Linked DNA regions of Homo sapiens: region 2 is linked to region 1. A link is a loop called in an ENCODE intact Hi-C map of the cell type or tissue named here. Cell type or tissue: pancreas. All regions are shown on one strand.

Evidence for each region. Peaks named below come from ENCODE experiments on the same cell type or tissue, not always from the same donor. Only the 100,000 strongest peaks of a DNase experiment are listed, where the experiment ranks them.
Region 2: it touches region 1 in a loop (2.1-fold over the local background); 7 of 110 quality-filtered maps call a loop at or near these places.

What each region holds. Positions count from the first base shown.
Region 1 is chr16:19,733,024-19,737,023 of GRCh38, reverse strand. It overlaps IQCK (IQ motif containing K), which reads right to left. Exons shown (of 9, transcript NM_153208.3): 3 at 3,197-3,326; 4 at 1,574-1,671. Among named protein-coding and RNA genes, the nearest start is that of IQCK, 17 kb to the right of the region's middle. In pancreas, no CTCF peak of the experiment used is centred here; no DNase peak of the experiment used is centred here.
Region 2 is chr16:19,870,696-19,874,695 of GRCh38, reverse strand. It overlaps GPRC5B (G protein-coupled receptor class C group 5 member B), which reads left to right. Exons shown (of 4, transcript NM_016235.3): 2 at 1,850-2,880. The coding sequence starts at 1,851. Among named protein-coding and RNA genes, the nearest start is that of GPRC5B, 12 kb to the left of the region's middle. RefSeq lists an enhancer at 2,014-2,514. In pancreas, no CTCF peak of the experiment used is centred here; a DNase peak (open chromatin) is centred at 2,357.

The DNA.
Region 1 (4,000 bases):
TGCCTGGCTAATTTTCTTTTTCTTTTTTTTTTTTTTTTTGTAAATACCGGGTCTCACTTTGTTGCCCAGGCTGGTCTCGAACTCCTGGGCTCAGACAATCCTTCTGCCTTGGCCTCCCAAAGTGCTGGGATTATGGGCATGAGCCACTGTGCCCGGCCTTTAGTATCATTTTGAATCATTTAATCTGGATTTGAGTCCTAACTCTGCCATTCACCCTTGATCACATTTCAGGCCTCTGTGTCCCTCCATTTTCTCCTCTGCAGAGTGCAGATAATAATAATAGAAGGAAGCTCACATGGCTGGGGAGAGCAACTGCAATAATGGAAGATGCAGCACTCAGCAAAGTGCCTGGCACAGAGCGAGTGCCTGGTCAATAATAAATGTTGTAATTTTACTCTCTTCATCTGGATCATCCAAAATTCTAGAATTCAAAACTGTGCAGGGAACACATACACCCAAAGTATCCCGTGAACTACGGAAAAGAGGGAGCCTCTAAGGGTATCCGCGTGGGTGTAGGCCAGCATCGGAACTCGGTTTCTACCGAGTTCACTGAGTTTTTGCCCAGTATCTACAATCAATCAATCAATCAATCAATCAGTCAGGCGTGGTGGTGCATACCCGTAGTCCCAGCTGCTCAGGAAGCTGAGGTGGGAGGATCAACTGAGCCCTGGAGGTTGAGGCTGCAGTGTGCCATGATTACGCCACTGCACCCCAGCCTGAAAACAGAGCAAGACCCTGTCTCAAAAAGAAAAAAGATACTAAACTAAAACTTCCCTGCAGAGAAGCTGATTCTCTGCAGTGTGATGTTAATGTTATTTACTGAGCACTTACTGTGTTCCAAGACTCTCTGCGAGCAGTTTACATTCATGACAGTTGGCATGGAGTAGAGAGATGCCAGGGGGAACAATCAATCTAGAGCCAAGTAAGAAGTAAGCAGAGTTCTGTGGGATTTTTTTTTTGAGTTGAGGGTCTTGCTATTGCCCAGGCTGGAGTGCAGTGACGTGATCATGGATCACTGCAACCTCAAACTTTGGGCCTCAAGGGGCCTTCCTGCCTCAGCCTCTTGAGTAGCTGAGGCTACAGGTATGCGCCACCACACCTAGCTAATTTAAAAAAAAATTTTTTTTAGAGATGGGGGTCTCACTATGTTGCCCAGTGGTCTTGAGCTCCTGGCATCAAGTGATCCTCCCACCTCAGCTTCCCAAAGTGCTGGGATTATAGGCATGGGCCACCGTGCCCGGCCAAGGAGAGCTTTAATCAGTGCATGTAATAAACAGAAGCTGAAGACCCAAGAAACCTGGTGGATGCCAAACTGCACAGGAGAAGGGCAGGCAGGAGGCCAAGCAAGGCGGAAAAGCTCTCCGGAGTCCAAGTGGCCAGACAGATGGCAGCGCATGTATGTGCACAACTAGATGGTGTGGCTGGAACTGGGTAAGTGACCCCAAACACAGGCTTTCCCTCCCGAAGGGGTCATCTGGAGAACAACCTGATGGTACCAAGATAATGAGCTATCATCTGATAATAATGAATGATTGAGAATCTCAAAATAAAGAAATCCTGCCAAACAACTGACCTCAAAACATTTTTCTTTCTTCGCTTGGTGAAGCAGGCTAGCCATTCCGGGAAGCAGAACAGGAAAGATGAAAGTTTCCAAATATTCTTTGGGAGAACCTAAAACAAACAAACAAAAATTCCCCCTGCAAATCCCCAGTGGCCCGAGCCAATCTGGGAGAAATGTTTACTTTTGAGCCAGAAAAAGGTACTGTCCATTCAATCACATGATCTTAGATGTTATATTTTGCTCCAGACTACAGAGCTGGGCTGTATAACTAAAGTAACTTAAAATGTCCCTCTGAGCCTCTATAGTCTGGTGAAGATGTAGGAAGTATCCTACATAAGGCCAGGTCCACCAGCTTGTTATGGCCCCAAAGCAGGAATAGCAAGGGGCCCAGTGTGGCCGGAGGGACAAAAACAAGGGGAGTGTGGTAGGAAATGGGAGCAGAGAGGAATTGGGAGTCAGAGTATAATGGGTAAGGGCTTAGGGTCACAGTAATAAAGGCAGTCGTTAGCCAAGGCCCAAGGCATGCAGAAGGCACAGAACAAACCAGTAGGAGAGGGTCTGGTACCAGGGAGGGCCCAAGGAACTACGACTCAGATCTGCAGTATACACCCCTGCTTCCACACACAAAGCAGGGAAGCATGATGATGTTTTCTTCTACTTTTTACTTTTTTTTTTTTTTTTTGAGACAGAGTCTCACTCTGTCGCCCAGGCTGGAGTGCAGTGGCACAATCATAGCTCACTGCATCCTGGACCTCTCAGGCTCAAGCAATCTTCCCACCTTAGCCTCCCAAATAGCTGAGACTGCAAGTACCTGCCACCACACCCAGCTAATTTTTTTTTTTTTCTCGCTCTGTCACCCAGGCTGGAACGCAGTGGTGCGATCTCAGCTCACTGCAACCTCCGCTTCCCGAGTGCAAGCGATTCTCCTGCCTCAGCCTCCCAAGTAGCTAGGGTTATCAGTGTGCACCACCATGCCTGGATAATTTTTTTTTTTTTTTTTTTTGTGATGGAGTCTTAGTCTGTTGCCCAGGCTGGAGTGCAGTGGCACGATCTTAGCTCACTGCAACCTCCGCCTCCCAGGTTCAAGAGATTCTCCTGCCACCATGCCCAGCTAATTTTTGTATTTTTAGTAGAGACAGGGTTTCACCATGTTGGCCAGGCTGGTATCGAATTCCTGACCTCAAGTGATCCTCCTGCCTCAGCCTCCCAAAGTGCTGGGATTATAGGCATGAGCCACTGCATCCAGTGATAATTTTTTTTTTAAATTTTTTGTAGAGATGTAGAGATGGGGTCTCCCTGGGCTCAAGCAATCCTCCTGCCTTGGTCTCTCAAAGTGCTGATATTACAGGCATGAGCCATCACAGCCGGCTACATGTGTTTACTGTTCTCTTTTCCTACTTTTTATTTAATGTAAAATCAAAGTATGCTTTTTGTTACTTATTATCTTTATTACATTTTTAACCTTAAAGATAAATCAGTGAAATAAAGGACATGTCTCTTAAAAATAAAACAAGAACACATTCTTTCTTATGTATGTGGTCTCCCTGAGGTCCATCTGTCCGCCTCCATACCCACCCTGTGGTTCTGCAATGTTAAAAGCCCCAAATTATAAAAGATGGCATCTCTCTTACTCACATGTTTTTGGGTTGATTGTTTCCGATTTATCTTGAGGACAGGGTGTACGTGAGATCATGGTGAAATGGGAAACCGGAAAATAGTGCTCTGCACTGAAGCCATGAAAAAGCATTTCCTCTACTGGCGCAACCTGGAGGCAGACAGGGGAGGGGAGGCAATTCATTTAAACAGCTTAAATAATTGCATTTTCTGGTATAACCTTATGAAGGAATAAAATTCTGCATCAGACTTTAAGGTTCAAGGGGGTACGCTGAGCACAGATCTTTGTCTCCCTTCCCTCCTGAGACACCTATAAACGACAAGGCAGAAACCCCTGATAGAGAAAAGAAGGACCAGCTGTGGATGAGACGTTTGTAAACATATCCAAAACACCAGGGATGAAGCCTCACTCAAGAAGCAAGAAACTCACGCCTGTAATCCCAGCACTTCGGGAAGCCAAAGCAGATGGATCATCTGAGGTCAGGAGTTCAAAGCCAGCCTGGCCAACATGGTGAAATCCCGTTTCTACTAAAAATACAAAAAAGTAGCCAGGCGTGGTGGCGGGCGCCTGTAATCCCAGCTACTTGGAAGGCTGAGGCAGGATAATTGCTTGAACTCAGGAGGTGGCGGCTACAGTGAGCTGAGATCACACCATTGCACTCTAGCCTGGGCAGCAAGAGTGAAACTCCATCTCAAAAAAAAAAATAAATAAATAAAAGAAGCAAGAGTGGAAGTAACAGTCACAGGAGGAAGCTGCCCCAGAGGACAGATGTCCATCCACCCATCAGATCCCAAAGGGACTCAACACTCAAGTTGACAGGCACT
Region 2 (4,000 bases), 140 kb before region 1:
TAGAGACATTTTGGGTTGTCACAGTTGGAGGAGGGGACGTGCTACCGGTATCCAGTGGGTAGAACCCAGCGATGCTGCTAAGCATCCTGCAACGCACAGTCCCCCATGACAGAGAACAACCCAGCCCAAATGTCAGTCGTGCCAAGACTGAAGGAGCCTTGTCTGCCGGTGAACAAGAGAGACCATGTCCCTGCCCTGCCACGTCTTGCAATGGAGGAAGTGAGGATGGGAGGACAGGAGGAAGGGAAGGCAGAAACAAAGTAAACAGCCAAAAAATGACAGACGTGATTAGACCAGAGGCTGTGGTGGAGAGGACTGGGGTGTGACCTTGGCCAAGTCTGAGTTGATGGCATCAGAGCTGAGCTCAGCACTGGGAGGAGGAGTGGCCAGGCAGAGGGAGCAGAGGGGCAAGAGGAGACTTGGGTTAGGCCCATCGCTGAGGCTGCTGTGTGGACTCCAGCTCGTATATGGGCAAGAGAGAGGGCAGCAGGGAGAATTCTGCAGGTTTCCCAGGGAGAGAGGCACTCTGGGGAATCCTCCAGAGATGTTCTAGAGAGCGAGCGTGGGAGGTGAGGGAGAGACGCAGCCTGGAACCAAGGAAGACAGCTGCTTTTGTGTTTACTACATTTGAAATGCTGGGATTCCAGCACTTTGGGAGGCCGAGGCGGGTGGATCACCTGAGGTCAGGAGTTCGAGACCAGCCTGGCCAACATGGTGAAACCTAGTCTCTACTAGAAATACAAAAAAATTTAGCCAGGCGTGGTGGCGCACGCCTGTAATCCCAGCTACTCAGGAGGCTGAGGCAGGAGAATCGTTTGAACCTGGGGAATCAGAGGCTGTAGTGAGCCTCCGATTGCGCCACTGCACTCCAGCCTGGGCGACAGACAGACTCCGTCTCAAATAAAAACAAAAAAGGAAAGAAATGCTGGGAGCCCGCGGAGTGAGGTCGCACCCAGGAGTTGAGTTGTGTGACCTTGTGCAAAGGTTGTCACCTCCTGGAGACTCTGTATTGTCACCTGTAAGATGGAGGTCCTAATAGGAGCTGTCTCACAGGGCATTGTGAGGACTGGATGTGTCCAATTCCTGGCTGTTAGCTGTTAGCCTCGAGAGGCTGAGACCAGGTAATGTGTGCCACTCATTCTCCCAGTGCAGCACTTGGCCTGTGGCTGTGTCTTTAAAGTTTCATTTTTTTCCCCTTATTTTTCTTTCTTTGGTTTTTTTTTTTTTTTTTGGAGACGGAGTCTAGCTCTGTCGCCCAAGCTGGAGTTTAGTGGCACGAGCTCAGCTCACTGCAACCTTCGCCTCCCAGGTTCAAGCAATTCTGCTGCCTCAGCCTCCCAAGTAGCTGGGATTACAGGCGCCCGCCACCATGCCCAGCTAATTTTTGTATTTTTTAGTAGAGACGGTGTTTTACTGTGTTGGCCAGGCTGGTCTTGAACTCCTGACCTCGTGATCCGCCCGCCTCTGCCTCCCAAACTGCTGGGATTACAAGCATGAGCCACCACGCCCAGCCTTCCTCTTATTTTTCAAGAGGTCAGATGTGGCACAGAGTATCCAATTCAAAGAATACAAAAGGGTATACAGAGAAGTTGGCCTCCCTCCTACCCTGTCCTTCAGCCACCAGTGATGATGATTCACGGTTCTTCACTGCACCCAGCCAAGGGTACAGATGGGTCCCAAAACCTCCGTGCCTGAGGAAAGGAGCACGTTTTCCTATGTGTGCAAAGGTGCCGTGTGCGCTTGCAGGTTTGAAATGAGGCGAGTCTTCTTCAAGAAGTCAGGAGAGGGGGAGTCTTCCAATGAATTCATCTTTCCTTCCCCCCAACCATTCCCCTCTTGGCTTTTCTAGAATGTTCGTGGCATCAGAGAGAAAGATGAGAGCTCACCAGGTGCTCACCTTCCTCCTGCTCTTCGTGATCACCTCGGTGGCCTCTGAAAACGCCAGCACATCCCGAGGCTGTGGGCTGGACCTCCTCCCTCAGTACGTGTCCCTGTGCGACCTGGACGCCATCTGGGGCATTGTGGTGGAGGCGGTGGCCGGGGCGGGCGCCCTGATCACACTGCTCCTGATGCTCATCCTCCTGGTGCGGCTGCCCTTCATCAAGGAGAAGGAGAAGAAGAGCCCTGTGGGCCTCCACTTTCTGTTCCTCCTGGGGACCCTGGGCCTCTTTGGGCTGACGTTTGCCTTCATCATCCAGGAGGACGAGACCATCTGCTCTGTCCGCCGCTTCCTCTGGGGCGTCCTCTTTGCGCTCTGCTTCTCCTGCCTGCTGAGCCAGGCATGGCGCGTGCGGAGGCTGGTGCGGCATGGCACGGGCCCCGCGGGCTGGCAGCTGGTGGGCCTGGCGCTGTGCCTGATGCTGGTGCAAGTCATCATCGCTGTGGAGTGGCTGGTGCTCACCGTGCTGCGTGACACAAGGCCAGCCTGCGCCTACGAGCCCATGGACTTTGTGATGGCCCTCATCTACGACATGGTACTGCTTGTGGTCACCCTGGGGCTGGCCCTCTTCACTCTGTGCGGCAAGTTCAAGAGGTGGAAGCTGAACGGGGCCTTCCTCCTCATCACAGCCTTCCTCTCTGTGCTCATCTGGGTGGCCTGGATGACCATGTACCTCTTCGGCAATGTCAAGCTGCAGCAGGGGGATGCCTGGAACGACCCCACCTTGGCCATCACGCTGGCGGCCAGCGGCTGGGTCTTCGTCATCTTCCACGCCATCCCTGAGATCCACTGCACCCTTCTGCCAGCCCTGCAGGAGAACACGCCCAACTACTTCGACACGTCGCAGCCCAGGATGCGGGAGACGGCCTTCGAGGAGGACGTGCAGCTGCCGCGGGCCTATATGGAGAACAAGGCCTTCTCCATGGATGAACACAATGCAGGTAAAGTGGGCACCACCCGGCTGGGTCAGGCCGGGGGACCATTCATCTCAAAAGATACTCTTCTTCCTCTTCAGTGGGGATGGGCGGTCCCAGTACCTGGGGCAGTCCTAGCAGATCAGAACCCACAAATGTTGACTCCTGGGCTGAAACTGACCCAGATATGGGTTTGGGTTGTTTGTTTGTCTGTTTGTTTGAGACAGATTTTCGCTCTTGTCACCCAGGCTGGAGCACAATGGTGCAATCTCAGCTCACTGCAACCTCCGCCTCCTGGGTTCAAGTGATTCTGCTGTCTCAGCCTCCCAAGTAGCTGGGACTATAGGCGTGTGCCACCACGCCCAGCTAATTTTTGTATTTTTAGTAGAGATGGGGTTTCACCATATTGGCCAGCTTGGTCTTGAACTCCTGACCTCAGCTGATATGCCCACCTCGGCCTCCCAAAGTGCTGGGATTACAGGAGTGAGCCACCACGCCCAGCAGGGTTTGGGTTTTTTGTTTTTTGTTTTTTTCTTTCTTTCTTTTTTTTTTTTTTTTTTTGAGACAGGGTCTTGTTCTGTTGCCCAGGCTGAGTGCAACAGTGTGATCATAGCTCACTGCAGCCTCGAACTCCTGGCTAAAGCAATCCTCCCAACTCAGCCTCCTGAGTAGCTGGAACTGCATGCATACGCCACCATGTCCAGCTACTTTTTTTATTCTTTTTAGAGACAGGGTCTCATTATGTGGCCCAGGCAGGTCTCAAACTCCGGGGCTCAAATGATCCTCCCGCCTCAGCCTCCCAAAACTCTGGCATGAGCCACTATGCTCAGCCTCAGATATGGATTTTTATTAAGCTTTTTTTTTTTCCCTACCAATTGCCAGCCAATTTATTTTAAAAATACAGGTTTCTGGCTTCTTTTGCAAAGTCAAATCTGGCAACACTGGACCAACATTTCCACCAGGCTGCAATGGTCTGAAACTGACTTGAGCCCATGTGCACTGGAAGGGCCCTGCCTCTGGCCCCTCCTGGACTTGTGGCTGCCCTTTAGATGGGAATCCACTTTTCTGTTCACCGCACTCTCTACCGCTCTCTATTGCACCTGACCCAGCTGCTATATAGGATAGTAACATTAATTCCCTGGCTCCC